5 separate regions of the Mus musculus genome follow, and all the other regions are linked to region 5. A link is a loop called in an ENCODE intact Hi-C map of the cell type or tissue named here. Cell type or tissue: left cerebral cortex. All regions are shown on one strand. Region 1 has its middle 10 kb from the start of Mmp24. Region 2 overlaps Myh7b (myosin, heavy chain 7B, cardiac muscle, beta). Region 3 holds the start of Gss (glutathione synthetase). Region 4 overlaps Gss (glutathione synthetase). Region 5 holds the start of Ggt7 (gamma-glutamyltransferase 7).

Region 1 (5,000 bases), 250 kb after region 5:
AAAAAATCAATGGGGAAATTTTAAAAATTCCTAGAGCCAAATGAAAATGAAAGTACAGTTTAGCAGAATCGTTGGGGTCCAGTTAAGATCATTCTAGAAGGAGCACTCGAAGCCCTGAGTACATGCTTTCGTCAAACACCTGACTTGACCTCAAGTAGATAATAAGCTGATCCTACAGGGTCTCTGAAAATGACAACAAGTCAAACTCAAGAGCAGCAGACGGCAAGAAACAATGAAGTCCAGCACGCCAGCCATAAAATGGGGTGGGTGGGGGAAGAGCAGCTATAGAATTAATTGATCAAACAAAGAAAAATGAAACCTTTGCAGGAAAATGAAAATGTAGGTCTGGAGAGATGGCTCGTGGTTAAGAGCACTGAGTTCAAATCCCAGCAACCACTCACAACCATCCGTAATGAAATCTGACGCCCTCGTCCAGTGTGTCTGAAGACCGCTACAGTGTAATTACATATAACAATAAATAAATCTTTGAAAGAAAAAAAAAAGAAAAAGAAAACGTAAATCATTATGTTAAGTGGAATAGACCAGATTCTGTGCCCGCCCCCCTAGCCTTGAGTGGGCTGAATCAGACCTCATTTCTGCCACAGTCGGCTAGCCCCCCTAGCGTGGAGTCTTCCCACCTAGGTAAAGTCTATTGTGAACCCACCACCTGCTGAACAGCCTGAGCTTGCTTTCCTGACAAGATCCTGACGAAGCAATGAGATCCTGGCAAAGTGGGGGATGGGTCTCCCCCCTTTAAATTCAAGACCTTACAATTAAAGATTGAGCCTTGATCAGAAAACTTTGTCTTGCCTCGTTATTTCTCTCGCCATCTTTCCCATCCATCCCCAGCTTTCCTTTCAGGAACCCAGGAACCCGTGGCCACTGGTGGCTACAAGATTCAAAACTACAGATGCTTTGTGGTTCTCCCATGAGCAGAAGAAGCTAGATTTTAAGTGTGTGTGTATACTTGAGAGAGACAGACAGACAGACAGAGATACAGAGATACAGACAGAGAGAAAGAGAGACAGGGAGAGACAGAAAGACAGAGAAAGAGAGAGACAGAAAGACAGATACAGAGGGAAAGAGAGAGAGAGAGAGAACTTAAAAGGAGACCATGAGAGAAGTAAGGAGGAATCTTTAAGTGCCGGCAGGTTAGAGAGGTGGCTCAGTGGTTAAGAGCATCGTTCTTGCAGAGGACCAGGTTTTGGTTCCCAGCACACACATCATGTGTGCTGACATCTCTGTTACTCCAGTTTCAGAAGGTCAGACTCCCTCATTCAGCCACCACTAGCTCTGCTGCTCATGGCACACAGATGTACATGCAAGCAAAACACCCATGCACATAACATAAAGATAAATAAATCCTTACAGGGGTGGGGTGAGAGGGTATTGGAGTGCATGTGGCTTGGAGTGGGAGGAGGGGACAGTTGGAAGAGGAGGAAGTAGAGCAGGAGGAGCAAGGAAGGCAAAGGGGGAAGAGGAAGAAACCAGAGTAGAGGATAAAGACATGTGGGAAATGCCAGAGTCAAGCCCATCACTTTGTGTGCCAACTTTTAAAAATGGCCAAAAACTCCATTATGCCAAGTGAAAGAAGCCAAGTTTCAACGTTCTGCCTTGAGTCATTCCTTGACCTGCTGGGAAAGGCAGATCTGGTGAGGTTAGATAGGTGTGGCCAGGGCATAAGGGGGAGAGGGAGGCTTGAATTCAAATGACAGAGGACATTTTTGGAGAGTGAACGTCTCTACAATTTTATTGCGTGGCTACATGTTTCTAACGCTCTTCTCAGTATCCTACTGTGTTCCCCAAACAGAAACCTCACTGGGTATGAATTAACCAGCTGTCTCCCCGCATCACAAGGACGCAATCTCTCCAGGTGCCGCGGGCCGAGATATATTTTTCAGTATAATTTTGGGACTGGCTTCAACAGTGTTAGCTGCTCCTTCCCTCACCTTCCACGGGACCTGAAGTCTCATCTGGTGGCATTCATTCCATATACTCTGGTTACCCCTTCTCTATGGGGACGGTCCAGCTCCTGCTCCACTGGGGATGATGTGAAAATACAGTTCAGCACTTCAGTCAGGATGTCAGGTTAACTGTAATCATGGGCGGGTGGTGAGCAGGCCTCTGAGGGGCCAGGACCCAGCAAGGGGAAGGCGTGGTGGGAGGAGACCAGAGTGTCGCAGACAGGACGCTGGACACTGCCACAGAAGCGGGCGATGTTCAGGGAACAGGGAGGAACTTGTGACATGAACACACTGGGTTGACCTCACAGCTTGGCTCCAGGCTGGCTCTGGGCATGGGCCAGTCTCTTTCTCAGCTTTAATTTTCCACTCTTCCAGATCGGTGCAGTCCCTAGTCACAGCAGGCTCAGTCCTCAAACCCACGCCCTCCTAACTGACGCTACCGACACTGTCTTGTGCAGCATGACAGCCTCTTTAAAGCTATGTATCTCGATTGATTCAGGGGAAAGAGCATTAGACTCCCCCCCCCCCCCCACTCCCACAGAAGTAGAGAGACCCAGAAGGTTCCTTGATTTGTCTGAAAGTCACCTTTTGAGGACTGCGGCCTGGACCCCTTCCATTCCTTATGTTTTGCTGCCCCCTACTGGACACCCAATTGCAAACAACAGTTCTATAGTGGGCTTCTGTTTATTTATGTAAAAAGTATTCATTGATAACCTATAGTGTGCTAGAGACATTCAGACATGGTCTGAACCCATGGAAAAGATGAAACCACACAAATGATTACTTAATTACAGTTATATGATCTCTGTGAAGTACGAGATCTAGGGTACAAAATAGGGTGTGTGGCCTAGTCCAGAAGTTCAGGGAATCTTGCATAAAGTGGAATCCATAGGAAAAACTTACTGGCTGGCAATGGAGAAAGCTAAGGCCATATTAAGGGTGCTGCACAGGTCTCTAGGATGAGTATAGAAGAATCTGGAATGCGGTTGAGACCACTTAGGAGGAGATGAGATTTTGAGTGACAAGAACAGGAGCTTGGCTTGGTCTGCTGCAGTTGGGAAATTCCACGAGGAAGGAAAGCATAAGGCTAGGTGAGTGGCGGGGCTGAGGATGTAGTAGGTTGGGATCTACACTAGCACCCTTGGGGATAAAACTTTGGGGCTGTCATGTGTGCAGAGAGAGTGCAGGTAGTATTTTAACTGCAGTGATGGACGGACACATAGAATAGGAAGAGGGCTTCTAAGCATCCTGAGAAATCCCTGCAGTTACGGTGAAGAGATAGAACCAGTGAACGAAAACTCAAGGGAAGGCCCAGAGAGTTAAGGAGAATAAACAGCTTAAAAAACAACTCAAGGTAGACAAGATGGCCCAGCAACTGAAGGTGCTTGCTGCCAAACCTGAGGACCCAAGTTCAAGTCACATAGTGGGAGGAAAGAACTGACTCCCCACAAGTTGTGCTATGGTATGTTCCCATGCACAATTAAATAATTAGGTGGTTTTTTTTTTTTTTTTTGAGATGTAGAAGAGCCAAGGGAGTGAGTGTGACTTGGGTGAAAAGTTCAAGGGCAGCTCATCAAAGCAAGTCACAGGCAAGTTCTTCCTTCATAGGCCATGTGGAAAAAGTGGGTTTAAGGTGGCACTCAGGGTCTGAGCCAGTCTCATGGGCTGTGGCTTCTTCACTCACATGGGGCCCCACAGGGTTTAAATGTTCCACTTCTACCATTTTCAAATGCTTAGATTTGAACTCACTTTGTAGCCAATGATGACCATTCCCCTGATCCTCCTGCCCCCCTCCCTAATGCTGGGATTAACACACACACACATATGTGTATAAATATATGTGTGTGTCTGTGTATATATATATATATATATATATATATATATATATATATATATATATATGTATGTATGTATACATACATACATATATATAATGGTTTTTTGAGTAGCCCTGGCTGTACTGGAACTCACTCTGTAGACCAGGCTGGCCTCAAACTCAGAGATGAGATGCTCCCTCCTGCCTCTGGCTCCGGAGTGCTGGGATGAAAGGCATGCACCTCCATCACCCAGCTACAGGTTTATATTTTAACAAGAGGCTCTGAGTTCTCATTTTGCATTGGGCCTTGTAAATCATGTACCAGGTCCTGCATGGAGACAGATGCAAGGCAGAGACCCAGGCACGATGGCATCTGCCTGTCATCCCAGCACTCTGGAAGCTGAAGCAAGGGGATCACAAGTTTGAGATCCTGTTGCAAAAAAAAGTTCTATTTGTTTTTTTTTTAATTAATTGAGGATATATGTCTACACGAGATAGTCAAAGACCAGTCTGGGCTAACTGAAACCCTATTTCAAAAAGAAGAAAGAAGCAGGTGGTGGCACACGCCTTTAATCCCAGCACTTGGGAGGCAGAGGCAGGCAGATTTCGAGGCCAGTCTGGTCTACAGAGTGAGTTCCAGGACAGCCAGGGCTACACAGAGAAACCCTGTCTTGAGAAACAAAAACAAAAATGAGAGGGAGGAGGAGGAGGAGGAGGAGGAGGAGGAGGAGGAGGAGGAGGAGGAGGAGGAGGAGAGGAGAGAGAGAGAGAGAGAGAGAGAGAGAGAGAGAGAGAGAGAGAGAGAGGTGGGGGGAGGGAGGGAGGGAGAGAGAGAGAGAGAGATGCATGAAGTAAGGACATAGAACAGTCGACAGAGGGACTGGAGAGACAGGTCCACTAGCTGCTCTTCCAGAGGACTTGAGTTTGAGTCCCAGTACCCACATGGTGCTAACAGCCATCTTTAGCAATCTTTCCAGGGGATCTGACACACCCTCCTCTGGCCCCCTCAGGCACTGCACACACACATGAGCCACATGCATAAAATGAAGGCACATAAAATAAAAATAATTCGCTCTTTTTTTTTAAGTTGTCAGTGAAGGTTTTCCCTCTCAGTCAGAGGACTCTAGCTTGTGTCCAGTTAACAAAAACAAAACAAAACAAAACAAAACAAAACAAAACCAAAAACAAAAACAAAACCAAAAAAAGCAATAAGCTACATA
Region 2 (5,000 bases), 100 kb after region 5:
GTCTTCCCAGAGGAGGAGGAGCTTTGGTGGGCTGGGCCGCTAAGGAGAAAAAACTCTAGTGTGCCCCTAGTGCAGATGTGGACAATGAAGAGATTCCTGAGAAGGCAGAGACAGGGTTGGGCTTGGAACACAGGAGACTCTAGTGCTGACCCCCTGCCTCAAACCCTCAAGATGGTGCTTGCTTCCCCTCCCTCTCTAGCATCTCCTAGCTAATCAGTCCAGGAGAGCTAGGTGTATAGAGTGCTCCAGGAGAGAATGTTACGATTAACATTACTAAATATGTAGGTGGTGACTAACATACACTGTCCCACTGACTACCCTCCCAATGCCCCCACCCTTACTCTGAAAGACCACACACCCTCTGACACTTTCCTTCTCCCTCCAGCAATTTCTGGCGACAAAGACAGGGGTAAGTATTGGGCCAGCTGTGGGGTAGACAACACTTATGGGGTCCTGGGGATGTCCCCTTCTCCATGATCTGCTCTGGCCCTCATTCCCGCTGCCACCAGGGCACCCTTGAGGATCAAATCATCGAGGCTAACCCTGCCATGGAGGCTTTTGGCAACGCCAAGACTCTGAGGAACGACAACTCCTCCCGTTTTGTGAGTGGGCGCAGTCGGGAAGTATGTGGTTGGGGGTCAGGGGAGGAGAGTCAGTAGCTGGGGGGCCCTGGTGGAAGGGACCCTTGACAGGACTGAGGGTGGCATGGTCCCTCCGCTGCAGGGCAAGTTCATCCGCATCCACTTTGGTCCCACTGGGAAGCTGGCCTCTGCGGACATTGATAGCTGTGAGTCTGGGAGAGGGCAAGAGAGGTGTGGAAGGAGGGACAGAGGCTGAACCAAAGAAATCCATTGGCTTCTCTCTGCTCTGGCCATTTCTCTCCATCACTGATCAGTTCCCAATTGCGCCCACTTTACCCATCATACTGGCCCCTGGTCTCTACTCTCCTGCTCTGTCTATAGTCTGAAGGTGACCATTTCCTGTCCCTGCTTCCAAGCCTCCTCTGAGGAGCTAGAGAGAGGACTCCTGAGTAAAGTCCTTGCTGTGCTTTTCAAGGACGAGAGTTCAGATCCTCAGAACCCGCATAAGTGCTGGTGGCCCACTGGTAATTCCAGCCCTCGGGGAGCAAGAGGCAGGGAGTCTTTTTTTTTTTTTTTTTTTTTTTTGGTTTTTTCGAGACAGGGTTTCTCTGTGTAGCCCTGGCTGTCCTGGAGCTCACTTTGTAGACCAGGCTGGCCTTGAACTTAGAAATCTGCCTGCCTCTGCCTCGAGGCAGGGAGTCCTAAAGCAAGCTGCACAGTAAGAGAGCATCATCAGTGAGCTCTGGGTTCAACAGAGAGACTTCTGCCTCAATATATATGGCTGAGAGCAATGGAGGAAGACACCAGGGACTCCCACAGAGACAGACACAAGTCCCACCCAGTGACGCAGATCCTGGGAAGGCACTTTCCAGTATAGGCCTGCCTGTGCACAGTCATGGGCACCGCCACACATGCCCTGCCTCTCCTGGCTGCCACTTTTCTATCCTTACACCATACTGGGGTCTTTGCCCCGGGAAAGTAGAGAGACCACAGGCTAGCACCCCTTCTCTGCAGATCTCCTGGAGAAGTCGCGAGTGATCTTCCAGCTGCCCGGTGAGCGTGGTTACCATGTCTACTACCAGATCCTCTCAGGGAAGAAGCCGGAGCTGCAGGGTGAGGGTCAGGATGGGAGGTCAGATCCCAAAGACACTGCCTGGCTCTGGGATGGGTGTTCACCCTCTCTGCAGAGGCGTGGGGCACCTCCACTCTCCTGGTAACACACAGCCTGTTTGTACCCACCCTCTTCTTCCTACTGCTTCTGATTATCACTAAGCCCTCTTTTGCTTTTTATTTATTTTTGGAAATGGTTGTTACTGAGGGGGTGTCGGCCGCAGAGGTGTGTGTGCACGTGCACATGTGCGCATGTTCCTATGCTAGGGGAAACAGGTTCCATTGTCCTGCTAAGACTGCAGCTGCCTATCCTGAGACTAGAACTCCCACCCAGCAACAAGGGAACCTGGTGGTAATCTATATCCACTGTCACATTTGAAAGCCCTTTGAAGGCAAAGCATGGTCTTCCCTTGTCCCGGTATCCAGCTGAGGATCTGGGGTAGAAAGATGACTGAGCAGTGGTCAAATGATGAGGGAGTCTTATGGACCGAGTGAGGGCCATTCCCCCAGAGAACTGTAAAGAAAGGGACTCATGCCCAGACATGCATATAAACTTTAAAAATGAAAAGGGGCGGGGCTTGGTGGTATGCAACTTTAGTCTATGTACCCAAGAAGCAGAAGCAGTGTGAAGCTAGCCTGGTCTACATAGTCCCAGCCCAGCCAGGGCTATGTAGAGAGACCTGTCTAAACAAAATAAAATAAATATGCTAATAAATAAAATAAAAATTTGAAAAGAGCTAAGTACAACTCAGTGATAGAGAACACTTATCCAGGAGGCACAAAATCCTGAGTTCCATCCCAATTATGCACAAGCACACATGCGCACACATGTGCACACTCATACATATACCCTTACACACTCACACACATACTCTCACACACTCGCACATATACTCTCACACACTCATACACTCTCACTCACACTGTCTCTCCCACACTCACACAACTGTAAAAAAGAAGCAGCCAGCAGGTCATGCCTGTAATTCCAGGACTCAGGAGCTGAGATCAGAGGATTGTGAATTACGACCAGCGTGGGCTACACAGAACCTGTCTCAAAAGAATAAATAAAAATAAATGATGAAATAAACTAAAAGCCTTGTGTAGGGATTACAGAGACCAGAAGCTCAGGTTACAGAGAAGCCCTTATAGGCTCAAGACTCTCTCTGAGAGACCCCTGTCCTCGGGGGCCCCCTGGTGGGCAGGAGAGGGAAGGCAGCCTGAGGCTTCCTCCTGACTCCTCCTGGGCCTCCCTGTCCATAGACATGCTGCTCCTGTCCATGAATCCCTACGACTACCACTTCTGCAGCCAGGGGGTCACCACTGTGGACAACATGGATGACGGCGAGGAACTTATCGCCACTGATGTACGATGCTCTGTGGGGGAAACGGGGTGGGCGTGGGGGTGGGAGGGGGCACCAGGCTGGATTCCCATGGGTTGGGTGTGTGTGAGTATATGCACTGGGTCGAGACCGGGGAATTAGTATGAGTGGGGTGGTCCTCGGCGAGACTCTCAAGGACTCATATTTCTCTGAGCCTGCTTGGTTCCTTCTACATCAGCATGCAATGGATATCCTGGGCTTCAGTGTGGATGAGAAGTGTGCCTGCTATAAGATCGTGGGTGCTCTCCTGCACTTTGGCAACATGAAGTTCAAACAGAAGCAGAGAGAGGAACAGGCTGAGGCAGACGGCACTGAGAGTGAGGACCTCTAACCCCAGTCTGACCTGGCCTTTACCCTGGAAACTTTCCCAGACATTCTCCTTGACCCTTGCCAATAATCTTTCATCTCAGTGTTCTCTGTTCCTGTCTGAATTCTAGACCCTCCTAAAGGTGACAATCTTCAGGCCCCGATTCCTCTTAACCTTCCTCTTTAAACCCCCAAGATGTGACAACAGACCCCTGACCCCCAAGTGCCCACGTTGTTGCCCTTATCCAAGCCATGTTCCCTGCCAGGTGCGGACAAGGCTGCCTACTTGATGGGTGTCAGCAGCGGGGACCTCCTCAAAGGTCTCCTGCATCCCCGGGTTCGTGTGGGAAATGAGTATGTTACCAAGGGCCAGAGTGTGGAGCAGGTGAGAAGGCGCCAAAGGCTCGCTCAGGGACAGCTGAGGCGGGATCCCTCTCTTGCCGGGTCCCACCCGACCCTGCCGCCCTGTATCCACAGGTGGTATTTGCCGTGGGGGCCCTGGCCAAGGCTACCTACGACCGGTTGTTCCGATGGCTGGTTTCTCGAATCAATCAGACCCTGGACACAAAGCTCCCTCGACAGTTCTTTATCGGGGTCCTGGACATCGCTGGTTTTGAGATTTTTGAGGTGAGAAGAGCTCTCAACCACGGCAGAGGCTGATGGGTGGGTGTGGGGGACCACAGCTGTGCTCCCCACGCCCTCCAGTCTGCATCCATCAGGGGCCTGCTGATTGGGGCTCTGCCACCCATAGTTTAACAGCTTCGAGCAGCTGTGCATCAACTTCACCAACGAGAAGCTGCAGCAGTTCTTCAACCAGCACATGTTCGTGCTGGAGCAGGAGGAGTACAAGCGGGAGGGCATCGACTGGGTCTTCATCGACTTCGGCCTTGACCTGCAGCCTTGTATCGACCTCATCGAGAAGGTCAGACCTAGGGTGGGGACCTTGCCGGAAGTTGTGCGTGCGTGCGTGCAGGCCTGGATAAGCTGCCTATCAATGTGTGGTTGTGATTGATGTGGCTATTAAATATGCATTGAAGTGAATCACTATTCCCGTTCAGTTGAGAAGTGAAGTTTGGGGCTGGAAAGATGGCGTAGGAGTTAAGAGCACTTGCTGCTCTTGAGGAAGGTCTGGTCAGTTCCTAGCACCCACAACAGGCAAGCCACAGCTGCATGTAACCTGAGTTTCAAGGTATTCAATTTCCTCTGGCCTCCATGGGCACACAAACTCATGCCGGCACATACATATGCATACAAATAAACAAACACTTATTTTAAAAAAGAAACATAGATTTAGTAAAATATTGGGTTCCCTATTTCTAAGGAGTGTAGATACCAAAATGCAGATTCAAATGTCTTAAAGGAAAAAAAAAAAAAAACTTAAGCCGAGTGAGCCATGGATGTTAGTTAATAGGGCACAGAGATGCCAGCCTGTTCTACACACATAGGCGGGGAAGGGGATCCGAAGTCAAGCCACAAACTCTTCTCTCCCAGAAAGTGGGTTCCTGGGTATACACACGTGCCTGACTTCTCCTGTACACGGCTGGCTTGTGGACCTGAAACAGCTCCCAGAGGGAGTTAGGCTGGAGAACAAACGTCCAAGGTCCCAGCCAGCATGGTCTAGCCT
Region 3 (5,000 bases), 76 kb after region 5:
TCTTTTCCTGGTCAGGATCTTGCTTTGTCACTCAGGCTGGCCTCCAACTCAGCAATCCTCCACTCTCAGCCTCCCAAGCACTGGTCTCACAGGCAGGCATGACCACACCCAGCTGAATAGTTGACTAATTAAGCTCTCTGCTTTGAAGGTGGAGGGGCTTGGAGCTGGCTTTGTTGAGGACTCCCTGGCTGAGGGTCTTTAATGGTGGGCACATGAGCAGGAAGGAACCAAACAGTGTGTGTGACTCAGGCTCACTCATAACAACTCACTCCTCCAAGAAGTAACTAGGCCTCAAAAGAGCGACCTCAATAGCTTCCAAGGGCAGCTTCCTCAGTGATCTAGGGACATCCCACAGGCCTCACCTCTTAAGGGTCCCACCACTACCCAAAATCACTACACTGGGGACCAAGCCTAACCCATGAACCCATAGCTGAGTGCTAGGCTAGGAACTTGTTCTGTTTGTTCCCACTCCACAAGCAGTGGGAGGCCTGTTAGAGGTTGTATGGAAACCCAGGAACAGGGCCAAAATAACCCATGGCTCCAACATTAGAGCAACTGGACCTCCACTAGTCCCATCTCTCCACAGATGTCTGTCCATGGGCTTCTGCTTGGCTGACAAGACTGTTAAACGGCTGGGAACTGGCAACCCAGAGAAAGAGAACACATTAAAAATAATCACTACAGATGGGCATAGTGGTGCAGGGCTGTAATCCCAGTACTCAGGAGGTGGAGGCAGGAGAACCATGAGTTTGAGGCTAGCCTGGGCTACACAGCAAGTCTCTGTATCAGCTGAAGCAATGGCTCTGTGGGTAAGGTGCTAGCCACACAAACATGAGAAGTCTATCCTCGGCACCCATAAAAGATGGAACACAGTAGTGGGATTGAAGCCAACATCATGCCCCATAGCCTTCAAAGCAGAGAGCTTAATTAGTCAACTATTCAGCTGGGTGTGGTCATGCCTGCCTGTGAGACCAGTGCTTGGGAGGCTGAGAGTGGAGGATTGCTGAGTTGGAGGCCAGCCTGGGTGACAGAGCAAGATCCTGACCAGGAAAAGAAGTAATGAAACTTGTTAGCTCAAATGCTGTTGGAGATACAGCCCTGGCTGGCCTGGCGCTCAGGCTAGGCTAGCTTTGAACTTGCAGTGCTGGGGAGATCATGACAGCTGGACATTTGCAGCTTGCTGGTTAGTGAATGCGAGTGAGCTCCAGGTTCAGTAAGGCCCTGTCTTTAAAAACAAAAAAAATAAGGTAGAGGGCGAAGGAGGGGGCTAGCAGGTAAAGAGCTCAGACCCCCAATTATGCACATAAATCCTGGGCAGATAGTGAGCAGGCTATAATCCCAGAGGTGCAGAGAGGAAGTGCACTGATCAGGGAAGACACCTGATGCTCAGGGCACCCTCACATACAAACACTGACAGCACATCTGCATCTCACACACACACATACATACACACACACACACACACACACCAGTGTTTGGGTGTCCATGCATATTCATGAACAAAAACACTATACTAGTAATAACTAGACAATGCTAACTGGGCCCCTTGTTTTCCTTTCTACAGATTTAACTGTTCTGTGACTTGTTTGGCTGGTGACACTCAAGTTTGTATTTACACAGCAAGTTCTTTCCTGGTTTTCAATCTAGAACACTCCTCCTGCTCCCTGGGGCGGTCCTCCTCTAATGAGTCTCACCCTGACATCCCAGCCTCACGTGCACTTTTCTCTTACAGCCCATTTCTTCCAGTCCTGTGGATTCTGCTGACTAAATGCAGCGCTTTGAATTCCCTCATGTCTGCCTCTACTGCCAACCCACTCCTCTTCCTGGGCACTTTCAGAGTAGTAAAGGCATCTTAAGTGACTAAAACACACCAGCCTCTCTCTCTTACTTTCAGATCTTGGATGATGACGCTTTCCTGCTTTCCTCGCTTTCCTGCTTTCCTCGTGGCTTAAAGGTTCTCCCACTGAGCTACATCCCCAGCCTCTGTACCCCCAACTCTTGATTCTGTTTTGGAAGCCATCGCCGGATTTCTCTGTCCAGGTTCGTACCTCTATCATAAAAATAGCATTTGCCTTGATACTTCATTGAAGGTTAAATAAGTAAGTGGTGAATGAATCACGAAAAACTTTAAAACGCCCACACAGAAATCCCGTTGGACTTTAATCCCCTGGGCGAGGCGAGTGCGGGCTCAGGGCCTCGGGCTACAACACAGTCGCTTGTCCTGTCTTGTCCCCGTGATGGGCCCCGTCCGCTCCCCATCCCTAGACAAAGTTTGTTCCTGATCTCTCCCAGTTTTTGATGGTGGCTTGTTTATTTTCCCTAGAACTCTGGCTCTAGCCTCGCTAACAGTGTCCGAGCTGGGAACCGGCGATCTGGAAATCTAGGTTCAGCACGCCCAGCACAAGCCCCTCACTGGACACAAGTTTCCCGGTGCTCGCCGCGTTCCCAGCCACCGCGTCATCTGCCCGCTCGCCGCGTTCTAATCGCTCTCAGACCCCTCCCTCACCGCTCTCCTCCCAAGGAAACTTGACCCTCGCCAGCCGCCGTCGCGAAGCCCCGACTTACTCGCTCGTTGTCCAGCTGCTCGCCAAGCTCAAACTCCGCACGCCGTTACCCGGGCTCGGGGGGCGGGGCTTCGGTACGACCCAGTGCGCCTGCGCAGACCGCCCCGCAAGGCTAAAGAGGAGGGGTGGGGAAGGAGCCCTGTGTTTATGGAACTGGACGGCGGCCGGGAAGGGGCATTACATGAGCAGTGACCTGGGCTTTAAGGAATACGTCGGTACTCTAGGGAGAGCCTTGGTTGTGGCTACAACGGCGGGATGCTACCTGTTAGCTTAGTTCCCAGAGAGTTAGAGCTAGTGGCACGCTGTGAGATGGGGACACTCAAAGGCAGAAGAGAGCGTCGCATCCTCTGGGAACCCAGAGCAAAAGTTCTCTTAGCCACCCCTGTCTTCAGCCCCCATGGGGCTGTTTGTAAATATGCAAGTTCATTATCCTCTTCCCTCTATACAGACCCCTCATCCTCTGGCAACCTACAGTAATTTAACTTTGTTTTCCCTAGACTGTGAGAGGTTGATTCAAAATCTGAGTTATCTTGTATTAGTCAGGGTTCTCTAGTCACAGAACTTATGGGTAGTCTCTATATAGTGAGGGAATTTGTAGATGACTTACAGTCTGTAGTCCAACTCCCCAACAATGGTCAACAGCAGCTGTGAATGTCAGTCCAAGGATCTAGCTCAGTCCCACAAGGCAAGCAGGGCAAAGAAGAGCTAATCTTCCTTCTTCCAATGTCCTTATGTAGGTCTCCATCAGAAGGTGTGGCTCAGATTAAAAGTGTGTGCCTGGATCTGGGACTTGCTTTGTCCCAGATGACCTTAAACTCAGAGGTCTCCCTGTCTTAATCTTCTGGAATTCATAGTCACTAGGCCTCAAGATCTCCATGCCAAGATCCAGGTCAGAAACTTGTATCTCCCAGTCTCCAGATTAGGATCACAGGTGAACCTTCCAATTCTGGATTGTAGTTCATTCCAGATATAGTCAAGTTGACAATCAGGAATAGCCACTATATATACCTGATTTTAAAAAAAGATGTTCCTTTCTGATAAAAATTTTCCTGAAATGAATGTATCTGATCAAACCCTAGGGAATTATGCCTAAGATAGCAAACTCCTAATTGGTTTGGTGTAAATAAAAGGTGGGCTCTAGAGTGTGGGGCAGGCTGTTAAGAGCTGGCCTCAGGAAGAAACCTTGAGGCTGGAGATTTAGCAGAGACAAGACGCCATTCTATATATTAGGTACAGACAGACATGATCCAGAGTTAGCTGTAAGTTGGTGAGGCTCCAAGCCATCGCTGTGAAGGGAAAAAAGGGGAGGGGGAATGTCAAATTGAAGAGAGATTTATGAAGGAGAATTTCTACTGACTGTAAATCAGTGGCCTAACCCAGGGACCAAAATCCTTCCAACTCTTTAGATAAAGCAGGTGCCTCTCTCCAGTCTAGGAAGGACAGCCCTCCAGATGTCTCGTATGAATGGGACAGAGTTGGCAGGGAGGTGATCTGGCTGTTGCCAGAATAATGTTTGTGGTCTGATACCTTTTTCTTATTGCTTCTATAATGACCAGGTAGGAAGCAGCTGCCCCGACTGACAGACAAAAGTCACTGTATTAACCAGAGGTAAAGGTAGCTATTTCTGGTACTAAATGAATTACAGTACGCAGGGAGTAAGTGCTGGCTTGTACCTTTAATTCCAGCCTTTGGAAGGCAGAGGCAGGAGGATCTCAGTGAGTTCTAGACCAGCCTGGTTTACATAACCAGTTCCAGGCCAGCCAGAGTTAGTTAGATCTTATCTCAAAACCAAAACAAACAAAAATGAAATTATAATAAAAACAAAAGCACCAAGGCCCAGGACTCTCTATACAGCTTCCTTTCTTCTAAGATGGATCAGCAATGGTCTATCTGGTGATTATGGGTGACATTTGGGGAGGACCCAGATGTTAATGGCCCTTTGGCTGGGTCTCCTCACATTGTGGGAGGTGAAGTGGCTTCATTTCTGTTTTGTAGATATGGCAGCTGAGCCTGAGAGGTGATCTAACTTGTCCAAAGTGACCTGGTTGATAATAAGAGGGAATGAAGGACTTGCCATCCCGGGAAATCGTAGCCCCTTCCCGCTCCTCTCCTTGGATGATTTACTGCTAAATTTTAGCACAACTGTCTCCTTGTCTGTCACTCAGACGTCACCATCACATGACCACCCCTGTCTGTCATTGTCACTCAGATGTTCACCACCACCACCCCTGTCTGTCACATGAAGGTTTTTTTTTTTCATACCAGTCATCAGTGCATGGAATTACTTCTCTTTGTCATTTCATCTCCTGAATGTGAATTCCCAGCACCTACCTTGTTCACTCCCCCTGACAGGTCCATGGGACAGGAAAAGATGGAGAAGCAACTTCTACAACAAAACAGGTTTAACCTGAGAAAATATCAACACCTCTAGGTCAA
Region 4 (5,000 bases), 67 kb after region 5:
TGGTTTCCAAACTTCAGATCATTATTATTTTTTCCCACATCCAACCTGCCACCAAGGAACACATCTGAAAAAAAAATTGGTCCCTAACAAAAGTTTTCCATCAAAAACTTAACCATAGATATAGCATGTGTGTGTACGTGTGTATACGTGTGTACATACATATATGTGTATACGTGTGTATACATATATATACATATACATGGTATATATACATATGTGTACACACACACACACACATATATATATACACACACTGACAACAGAATCACAGCATCCTTAGACCTCAGGCAACCTCATTTTTCAGATGAAGAAACTGAGGCTCAGAGAAGGAGGAGGGCTTTCCTTTGGCCTGCCAGACAGAAAGCAGCAGAGGCAGGATTGGAAGGCAGTTCTCCTCACTCCTTTCCTACTTTTTATGTCCTCTGAGGGACACCTGCTCCCTATTCCACCAGGTTAACTTACACAGCACCAATTCATGGCTCCCCAGCCTTCCCATCCCATGCTTTTCACATCCCTGACCCCCAAGACCTCAGCTCTCAGTACCTAGACAGTGTTTGCTCCAGGAAGGCTGGGTTCTGGCTGACAGCATCCACCAGTATGTTGAAGTCCATCTGCACAGCATAGGCCTGCTCCAGCAGAGCACTGGGTACTGGTGAGGGGAAAAGCGTGAATGGGGCATACGTCACCACCTGATCAATGAGAGAGAGAGAGAGAGAGAGAGAGAGAGAGAGAGGGAGAAAGGGAGAAAACAGCTGTGAATGTGTCATCTTCTCACATGGATCTAAGGCACACAACTGCAGGGCAGTGGTCACTTCACAACGGGAAGAGATAAGAAAACAAAAACAGCAAGCAAGGGTACAATGGAGCTTCAGGTTCTGTGACAGTTCCACAGGGTTTTCTTTAAATGAGAGGCATATAAAATAAAGACTCCCACAAGAATTATTAGGTACTTACTGCTTGCCAATCATTGTGCTGAATACTTAAATGAACGGGTTCATCATTAAATTCTGTGAGGAAGGTGTTAATGTTATTTAAACTTAGCAAAGGACTTGAGTTAGAATATACTCAGGTGCTGGTGTTTGGATGTGAACCAGGATGGTTACTGAGCCACTGGAACACACTCAGACTCCACGCTCACCATATAACTGCACTCCCCTCCTGTGTTCCTGACTGACTGATGTTGAAGTCTGTCCCCATGTCAGGAGCTCACACCAGAGGCCCCTGGCCTTCTCGTTGGGGTAGGGGGAAAAGGCTCCTGGTAGGAGATGAACTGTGGCTCTCGGACTAGAAGGCAGGAGTCTTGTCTGTCCTTGTCCTTGACTCCAGTTAACAGGCTGGCATTTAGTTATACCCTGGGTTCTTTGGACTTTGATACAGGCATGAAATCCAAGTATCATTTAAGACAGTTATTCTAGAATGGAGATATGCCTCCTGAGATTTCCAACAACCAACGAACTGGAACTTGGCAGATAAAAATATACCCTGTTACTTGAATTATTTACCCTCTCAGTTAATATCAGTTTGCCATTATGGTAGGTTGGGTTTATGGTGGTAGAACTTTCTCTTTATTTTTCTCTTTTGTTGTTGCTGTTGGGTTTTTTGAGGCAGAGTGTCTCTGTGTATACAGCCCTGGTTGTCTTGGAACTCAACTCTGTAGACCAGGCTGGCCTTGAACCTAGAGATTCACCTGCCTCTGCCTCTGAGTGCTGTGATTAAAGGCGTGTGCCACCACTGCCCGTCTTAGAGCTTTTATAATATTCTCTTTAAAAAAATTACCTTGAGCTCCCCCTCTTCTCATCTTCTCTCTGTGTGCGCCTGCCCCCTTCGCTCTTTCTCTCTCCCTCCCCTAACGGCTCCTCCCCCTCCCCCATGGTGACTTCCCTGGCCTTGGTCCTTGGGGCCAATGAACTTGCCCATCCAGGAGCAGGTTCCCAATAAATCTGCCTTTTATATAATCTTTTAAAAAATTACCTTGAACTATATACAAACAATCATACATATTTCAAAGGAGCTCTAAACAGCCAGGTGTGGTGGCACATGCCTTTAATCCCCAAACTTCGGAAGAAGAGAAAAAGCAGATCTCTGTGAGTTCAAGGGCAGTCTGGTCTACAAAGTGAGATCCAGTATAGTCAGGGGTAGGTAGAGAGACCCTGTCTCGAATTAAAAAAAAAAAAAACCAAAAAAAACAAATAAATCAAAATAAAAGAGCTAAGGTACATAGTGAGAAGTATGTCTCAATCCCACTTTGGCTTGAGTCACCCAGTCCTCTCCCCAAGACAAATACACACACACACACACAGACACACACAAATATATGATTTCCTTTTTACACATATAGAAAGGTTCTGTCTCAAAAAATCTAAAAACAAAACAAAACAAAAAACCAAAACAGGGGCAGGATTATTACAGATCACGTAAAAGGTGACCAGCACCCAAAGTACATGGCTTTAAGACACAGGAAACTGCCTCTCTCAAGTCCCACCCAATCTAAAACATTGCCAGAGTTTTTCTGCCAAGACTTCTGTCTGTCCCGACCCCAGCACTCATCATACCTATTTGAATTTAGGATGGCCAGCACACAACTGTCCTCTGCTGTCCACGGGCTGAATCACACAGCTCTCACTTTTTAGAGAAAACAGTAGCACACGTATGACAATAACACTCTGTTTTGTCACCAGGGAACAATAGGAACAGTGAGGTGGGGGACAAGCAACTCCCAGATCACATGATGTTTGTCAGTTTGAAGACAGGGTCTCACATAGAGGAGGCTGGCCTCGCTGTAGGCTAGGCTGAGCTTAAGCCTCTTTTTAAAAAATATTGTATTATATTATATTATATTATGTGTATGTGTTCCATAGCTTTATAGCATGCATATGAAATGAAGTTCAAAGGACAATGTGTGGGAACTGAGTCTTTCCTTCGACCACTAGGTTATGGAATCAAACTCAGGTCCTTAAAGTTCAGCGGCAGGTGCCTTTGCCCACAGAGCCATCTAGTGGTCCAGTCTAGAACTTCTGCTCCTCCTGACTCCATTTCCCAAGTGCTGGAATTACAGGCCTGAGCTACCACACCTTCCCAGTTTGATTTGCATAGATAAACTGAGTAACTTTTTATTGTTGTTGTTATATTTATTATATTATTTGCATGTGTGTATGGTGTATATACTTGGCAGTGTGGGCAAGTGCATGTATACTGAGAGTTGGGTGTCTTGCCCTCTCCACCTTCATTTTTTGAGACAAGGTCTTTCACTAAACCTGAAAGTCACAGACTGGACAGGCTGGCTAGCCAGTGAACTCCACAGATCTGGGGTTGCAGGTGTCTACTACTGTGCCAGGGATGGATTCTGGGGTCTGAACTCAGGTTCTCATGCTTGCTCATGGGTACTTCAAAAAATGACCCAACCTCCCCAGACCCTACTGTTTTAGTGTTGGTCCGGCCTTTTTTAAAAGAAAAAAAAAAATGCTGGTATGAAGATGGCTCAGTAGTCAAGAGCACCAGTTGCTCTTACAGAGGCCCTCAGTTCAACTCCCAACACCCACATGGCAGCTTCCAACCGCCTGTAAGTAGAGTTCCAGAGGACCTGAAGTTTCTTCTGGCATCTGTAGGTAGTGCACATACATACACTTGGGCACACACATAAACACATAAAATAAGAATAAATATTTAAAAATAGAAATGCTGCTAACTTTTTTTTTCTTGAAAAAGGGAAGAAGACAACACTAACAAAAATGTAAAGATGGCTTGCCTCCGAGGGAAACGGCGGCTGGGGGAAGGAGTCTTACTCTACACTGGATATGCTTTTGGACAGTTCACCTAGCTCATGTGTTAGCAGTTCAAAATGAAGTCCCTGTCTAACGCTGCAGGTGTCAAATCTTAAACCCTCACGGGGCTGATCTGCTGCATCGATCTACAGGGTGAAGGTCACAGTCCCCTCTGCCCAGAATCAAAAGGTCAGATGGGCTGTCTGACTTCACCTGAGTCCACCCATTGACCAGCCCTGCCTTTCAGCTGCATTCTTTGAACATTTTTGCCCTCTCCGTACTTTGGGGGTGTCCCCCATTTGTCTTTTTAGCTCAGTCTGTCTATCATTCACCATTTTACCTCTGATCAAAATGAATCGCTACTTCTATCGGGTGTCCCAAGAAAGACCGGCAGGGTGGGAATGTGCAGAGCCTGCCTTGAGAGCCTAACTCCGTGGGATTAGAGTCCGGCTCTGCCAATCTTCCCACGACCTCAGTGACCTCAGTCGGGTTACTTAACTTCTCCGAGCTGAGATTTCCTCATCTCTGTGGCTGTGAAGGTTAAATGAGTCAGCAGTTCCAAAGTAATTAGAATAAAGCCCGACACACAATGAGTGTTCAATAAATGACAGTTAACTGCACACTGCATGCTGCCTGCGCCTCCCAGTCCAATGACATTCCTTAAATTTATTCTCTGTTACAGACTCCAACTAAACCCACACTCCAAAGGTGAGAGCCTCTGGCTGAGAGCCATGTCAAGACCGCCCTGGCATAGAGCAGGGTGTGGTTCGGAATAAATTCACGGGGCGGGGGGGGGGGCGCAGAGAAAGGGAGGGCTAGAAAGAAAAGAAAAAAAGGGGAGAAAGAAGTGGGATTGGGAATGAAAAGAAGCAGCAAAATACAGCAAGGCTGATCTAGTAAGCGCCTTTGCACACAAAGAGGGAGAAAGGGCTGACTGCAGAGGTATACAAGACAGCAAGCACAGCCACTCAGAGACGAGACAGGAGAGTAGGAAAGTATCTCAGGATGTTGTCAAGCTGGTCTCAAATTCATGCTTTTAAGCAATCCTCCTGCCTCATAAGTGCGACTGAGCCCAGGAGAAGGAGTATGATACAGAGAAACCCTGTCTCAAAATGCCAAAGTGTGTGTGTGTACGCACTCGCACACACACCTTTGATGTACCAATGAGTGTTTAATCTTTGTATCATAAAACAATACTATTGAGTGTTACCATTAGGGGAAAGTATGCCTAAGAGTAAG
Region 5 (5,000 bases):
CACATTTTCTTTACCCCTCTCTGGACATGAAGAGATAGATTCTCAGCTCTTCTCGGGACACTCTGCTTCCCATAATCCCTGGCTATGGTGAAGTTCTCCTGAAGATCTAGACTCCATCCCGCCTGCTGCAGTCTCCTACTTGGCTTTTCTATCCTGTCCTCTGTGGCTAGAGAAAAGCTTTTACTAGGTGACCACAGCTGTTCTTTAGGCTCTCCCCTCCAGCATCCCTTTTTTCTCAATAGGTTCTTCCTAAAAGGTAATCATAATCTCTCCTGCTGCAGTCCTTGCATCCCCTCCCGTGTCGCATCCTACGCCTCCAAGGCAAAAATACCCCCTTTCCCACCAGACAGTTAACAGGGCTGAGGAAGAAGGGGAGAGGTCCAGGATGCAGAGGATGAATGAAGGAGATGGGAGATTGGAAATGGATGCTCAGAACAGGAGGAGGAGGACCAGGACACCAGCCCCCACCCTCAACCCCCCAAGGCGGGGCAGGGATGGGGCCAGAGGGCCTCACCAGTATCCGGGTCTCCCAAGAAGGCGTCCTCGTCCTTACGGCCCCTCAGTGGGGCCGCAGGCGCTGGCTCGTCCTCCGGCAGCCTCGGGAAGCTGGTGATGCTCATATAGTCCACTGGTGAGTAGGCGCCTAGGGCGCTCTCCTGGCTAGCCTCGTTCTCAGCCGCCATCCTCGCCCTAACCCCCAGCAGCGCAGCGCCTGCCGGAAGTGGCAGTGAAGAGGGGGGTGCGAGGGCGGAGGGCGGGGTCTGAGCTCCTGGACAGCCGGGAGGGGGCGCCCCCACCGTCAGCAGTGTCCTAGTATGACTCGCCCCCGCCTGCTTAAAGTCTACTGATTGCAGCCTGCAGGCAGGTGCAGGAGGATGGGAGCCCAGAGGACAGTGGAAGGTTGCCAGGATGAAGACGCTACTCTGGGATCCTCAAACAATCCCTGGCCCTTCCTCCTTCCAGTCTGAATCCAGCCCAGATTCCATATGCTTCTAGAACCACAGACTGACTTTTGAGCGCAAATTTCTCTTTGATTTCAGATCCTCTTCGGACCACTCACTTCCTGGACTCCAAATTTCTCTGTGGTCGCCAAGATTCCCCTCTTCTGATCTCAAACTACTTTTCCGACCCCACTAAGACTACTTACTCTTCATACCCGCAGTGTTCTTTTTGACTTACGACTCTGACTTCATTTCATCCCAAGATTCCTTTTCAATCTCCAACCCCTACTTCATCCTGACTGCTTTTTCACCTGCAGGCCCCTCTTGAACCTCTCTTTTGATCTCACACTCCTTCCTGTGCCCTCCCTCCCCCAGATTGCTCACATTTCTCTTTTAAACCCCAACTCCTTCTGGAACTGCCCTGATGTATCAGCATAGGAGATTGGCCCTTCCTGAAAGCCCACCCCCAACTTTAAAATCTTTAGAAGCAAATCCTCAGATTCCACTCCAGGAAAAGCGATTCAGTAGGCCAGAGCATGGCCTTTGGAACCTTAATATTCTTTGGCATTTTAAAGAATGCTTGATGTGGTTCTGAAGTTAAAGTAAAAGAAGTAATAATGGTGTGGTAGAGCAGGGCGGTGGGATGGGAAGGATAGACGGCTAAGAACTTAGGAAGTAACTCCTTGGTAGAGTGCTTGTCTGTGTGAGGGTTTGACACACAGCATCAAAAGAAGAAAAAAGGAGAGGAGGAGGAGGAAGAGGAGGAGGAGGAGGAGGAGGAGGAGGAGGAGGAGGAGGAGGAGGAGGAGGAGGAGGAGGAGGAGGAGGAAAGAAACAAAGAAAGAAGAGGGGAAGGTAAGAAGGAGAATGTGTTTCTGTACTTGCCAAGCCCATCTCTGGAACCACTCTCCTAGCTCCAAGAATGATAGTTATAAGTCCAAACTTCTACTATTCAGTCCACAAGTAGGGAGATGGGATTGGTGAAGCTGTGGACACACAATATTCCTTTCTTTCCTGGTCCCTGGCTCCAGGCTCAGTGTGACTTGAACTGTTTTAGCATTTACCATGGATCATGGAGCTGCAGTGCTACTTATAGACAGCAGGGGGCAGCAGTAGATAGGGAACAGTTGCAGGAGAAAGGTTTAGGAAGAATGGAGGGTCAGAGCTGGGCAGTGGAATTGGGAATAAGGGATGGTGGTCTTCAGATCAATAGGCAAACTTATTTATGCCTTCTTCCCCATACAGAGGTTCTTATTGTTGGAGTCTATAGCGATCATTGTTTCTGTGACTCCTTCTATTCCAATGAGAGTTTTGTCGCCAATGAGATCTGTGTGGCCTGAGTGCTGTCCACTCCGTCAGTGTATGTAGAAGGCCCTCAGTGAGGACTGAACCCTCTCATCGGGGTTCAGATATCTTTAGTGAAGTCTTTATCTCCTAGAGGAAAGCCTGTTTCTTAGCCTGGTAATGCCATCTGCATCCTATAAGCAGGGCTTTTCCGAGGGGTCTGAGACCTCCAGAAAAAGCTCTGCCTTCTTAATATAGTTTGTGCAATTTCAATGAAGTGTGTATTTGTTCAGAGGGGTTGATGTCTCCTTGAGAAAGTATCTGTTCCCTCGCTGAGACCCTTGTCTATTCTACAAGGTCTGTATGTGCTTAGTGAGCCTTAAAACCTCCCCTCAGGATTGGGTTGGCTCTGGATCATATGTCTGAGCATGTGTTTTTCAGTTTAGGGTGGGCTAAGCATATGGTCAGTTGGACAAAGATCAGTGTAGCAGGTGAGTTGATGGGTCACAAGCCCTAAGTAGACATTAAATGGCAGGAGCTGGCTGCTTCAGACCTCAGATTCACTCTTGTAGCTAAATAATTAAAGATCCTTGTTTTGACAGTCTGAATTGTAAGATGAGGTAGTCCTTGGTGATAACTGTAGGAAGGAAGTGGAGGGTGTCCTGCTCGGCTTCCTTTTGGGTGAAGAGGATAGAGGGACGCCAGAGGGAAGTAAACTCAATTTGTGGCAGATAGGTGTGTACTTAGGTGAATTAAAGAATGTAATTTTTCCTCTTTATACTTGTATTATTTTATATTGCATAGACCTTGTATTTTAAGATCTGGCTTTCTGTTTATGTTAGTAAAAACAAACAATACAAGAACTCAGATCTGACCATAACTTGATCTTTATCTGCTCCCCGACTTTGTGACATTTCCCTTCCTTTTCTGAATTTACCTTTAGTGCTAAGAGAATTTGTGCGTTTGGAGCCAATATCTGAAGGATCCTCCTCGTCTTCACTTAAGAGTCTTGTACTTTACATCAGGATGGAGATTTATGGAGGCAAAAAGAATGACATGTCCTAAGAGGTGGGAGAGAATCAGAACGAGTTAGCAGGAAGGTTCATATTGGGGATCTGTGCCCTCAAGGTCGCGGAGGAATTTTTCCATGGGAACGGAATAGGGGTGCTGTTCGGTGGGAGACTGTGGAGTGTCACCCAGAAGGAACTGTACTGCACTTGGCTATCCAACTCTGGAGTGACAGGATCACGCAATCAGACCACGGTAATTGCACAACGGATGACACAATGCCTCTTATTAGCCAGCCTTTCATGTCTCAAGCTGCGCGGCGCCGTAACCCAACCCTTGTCACTCCAAGACCCTAACTTGGTCACTCCACAGCCTTGCCTCCTCTCGTGTCACATCCAGCCGGGCTACACCCCATCACTCCACGGGCCCGCCTCCTCGCCTGTCACCTCTGGCCCCGCCCCTCCACTGTCATTCCAAGGCCCCACCCCTCTCCTGTCATTCCCTGACCATTCCTTCTGCTTTCACTACGGCTCCACCCCTTCCGGCAAGACAGCTCCGCCCTTACCCCTTGTCTTCAGCGGTTTTTGCTGACCCCGCCCCTTCACGCACGGCCCTACCCACTATTGGATGCCTAGAGCACGGCCTCTAGCCTCAGGCTCCGCCCTCACCCGAGGCCCCGCCTCTAGGGTCGACCTGTTTTCCCCGCCCCGGCACCCGCAGCGACCGCAACGGCGGACAAGGTGTTCGGAACTTGATGCGATGGGGCTTCCCGAGGAGCGGCGCAAGAGCGGCAGTGGAAGCCGGGCTCGTGAGGAGACCGGCGCCGAGGGCCGGGTGCGGGGTTGGTCCCCGCCGCCGGAGGTCAGACGCTCGGCGCACGTCCCCTCTCTGCAGCGCTACCGCGAGCTGCACCGGCGTTCTGTGGAGGAGCCACGGGGTGAGGCTGGGCCCGAGCGACTCTTGGGGGCGCCAGTGAGCAGAGGAGCGGGAGTCCGAGGGAGATTTACCGAGCTCCGTTAGAAAGGGAGGAGATGGAGGGTCCCTGAGGGACATGGAAAAGGGATTCGAAAGAGATGGCGTTCTGTGAGAAGAAGGAGGCATCTGTGAGGCGAGACTTCCTAGAAGTTGGGGCACTCTCTGGCGACTTGGCAGTTTTGGGAGATGCGAGTTTTCACGAGGAGATGCGGGTTCCGTGAGAAGAAGCGGGGATCGGTGAGGAGAAAGTTCCCTGAGAGAGCCCTCGAGGTGAAAGGAAGGGCTCCAAGGAGCAAGGGTGAACCTTGAGGGAAGGAGAGCCCTGAAGAGAATCACCTTTGCCTCCAATTCAACCATGCCTCCCTCAGACCTTTAACGAATGCACCCATCTCGTTTTGCTCAGCGTCAGTGCAAGTCTGTTTCCCATCTAGGAGTCCTGCCTCTGTGTAAAATGACAGCAATCCCAATACACAACTGTACGAGTTGTCAGTATGCCGATGCTTTGGTTGTTTTGATGGTATAGTGAACAAAACAAGACGGAGTGAGGTTTACCACCAAGCCTGTTTGTTTTGTTTTGTTTTGTTTTGTTTTGTTTTGTTTTTTTGCTTAAAAAAACCAAAATTGGATCTAAATTCTAGTAACTCAGAGTCTGAGAGACAATTCTATGCCTTGACACGTTCTTAAGTGTCAGGACAGTTTAGGGTGCAAAACCACGATCTGGCCAGGCCTTTAATCCCGTGCACTGGGGAGGCAGAGGCAGGTCTTTGTAAGTTCAAGGCCAGCCTGCTCTAC

The links. Peaks named below come from ENCODE experiments on the same cell type or tissue, not always from the same donor. Only the 100,000 strongest peaks of a DNase experiment are listed, where the experiment ranks them.
Region 1: it touches region 5 in a loop (19-fold over the local background); 29 of 42 quality-filtered maps call a loop at or near these places.
Region 2: it touches region 5 in a loop (8-fold over the local background); 41 of 42 quality-filtered maps call a loop at or near these places.
Region 3: it touches region 5 in a loop (4-fold over the local background); 28 of 42 quality-filtered maps call a loop at or near these places.
Region 4: a loop joins it to region 5, with 6 times the contacts of the local background. A loop is called at or near these places in 31 of 42 quality-filtered maps.

What each region holds. Positions count from the first base shown.
Region 1 is chr2:155,762,614-155,767,613 of GRCm38, forward strand. No RefSeq gene overlaps it. Among named protein-coding and RNA genes, the nearest start is that of Mmp24, 10 kb to the right of the region's middle. In left cerebral cortex, a CTCF peak has its summit at 2,624 (motif pointing left); a DNase peak (open chromatin) is centred at 2,587.
Region 2 is chr2:155,617,139-155,622,138 of GRCm38, forward strand. It overlaps Myh7b (myosin, heavy chain 7B, cardiac muscle, beta), which reads left to right. Exons shown (of 42, transcript NM_001085378.2): 8 at 386-409; 9 at 510-602; 10 at 724-787; 11 at 1,596-1,694; 12 at 2,952-3,055; 13 at 3,249-3,387; 14 at 3,643-3,761; 15 at 3,854-4,003; 16 at 4,128-4,298. Among named protein-coding and RNA genes, the nearest start is that of Mir499, 3.2 kb to the right of the region's middle. In left cerebral cortex, a CTCF peak has its summit at 2,884 (motif pointing left); a DNase peak (open chromatin) is centred at 2,887.
Region 3 is chr2:155,590,129-155,595,128 of GRCm38, forward strand. Gss (glutathione synthetase) reads right to left here and starts at 2,682. Exons shown (of 13, transcript NM_008180.2): 1 at 2,566-2,682. Gssos2 (a long non-coding RNA gene) reads left to right here. Exons shown (of 5, transcript XR_001783522.2): 4 at 1,895-2,040; 5 at 2,324-4,398. In left cerebral cortex, CTCF peaks have their summits at 2,757 and 2,957; DNase peaks (open chromatin) are centred at 1,797 and 2,613; H3K4me3 peaks cover 1,521 bases; H3K27ac peaks cover 1,585 bases.
Region 4 is chr2:155,581,345-155,586,344 of GRCm38, forward strand. It overlaps Gss (glutathione synthetase), which reads right to left. Exons shown (of 13, transcript NM_008180.2): 3 at 544-689. All of the region lies in intron 3 of Gssos2 (a long non-coding RNA gene), which reads left to right. Among named protein-coding and RNA genes, the nearest start is that of Gss, 9.0 kb to the right of the region's middle. In left cerebral cortex, a CTCF peak has its summit at 2,994 (motif pointing left); a DNase peak (open chromatin) is centred at 2,999.
Region 5 is chr2:155,514,115-155,519,114 of GRCm38, forward strand. Ggt7 (gamma-glutamyltransferase 7) reads right to left here and starts at 732. Exons shown (of 15, transcript NM_144786.2): 1 at 515-732. The coding sequence starts at 683. It overlaps Acss2 (acyl-CoA synthetase short-chain family member 2), which reads left to right and starts at 3,929. Exons shown (of 18, transcript NM_019811.3): 1 at 3,929-4,170. The coding sequence starts at 3,993. In left cerebral cortex, CTCF peaks have their summits at 771 (motif pointing right), 2,037 (motif pointing right) and 4,191; DNase peaks (open chromatin) are centred at 119, 783, 2,041, 3,820 and 1 more place; H3K4me3 peaks cover 3,124 bases; H3K27ac peaks cover 2,743 bases.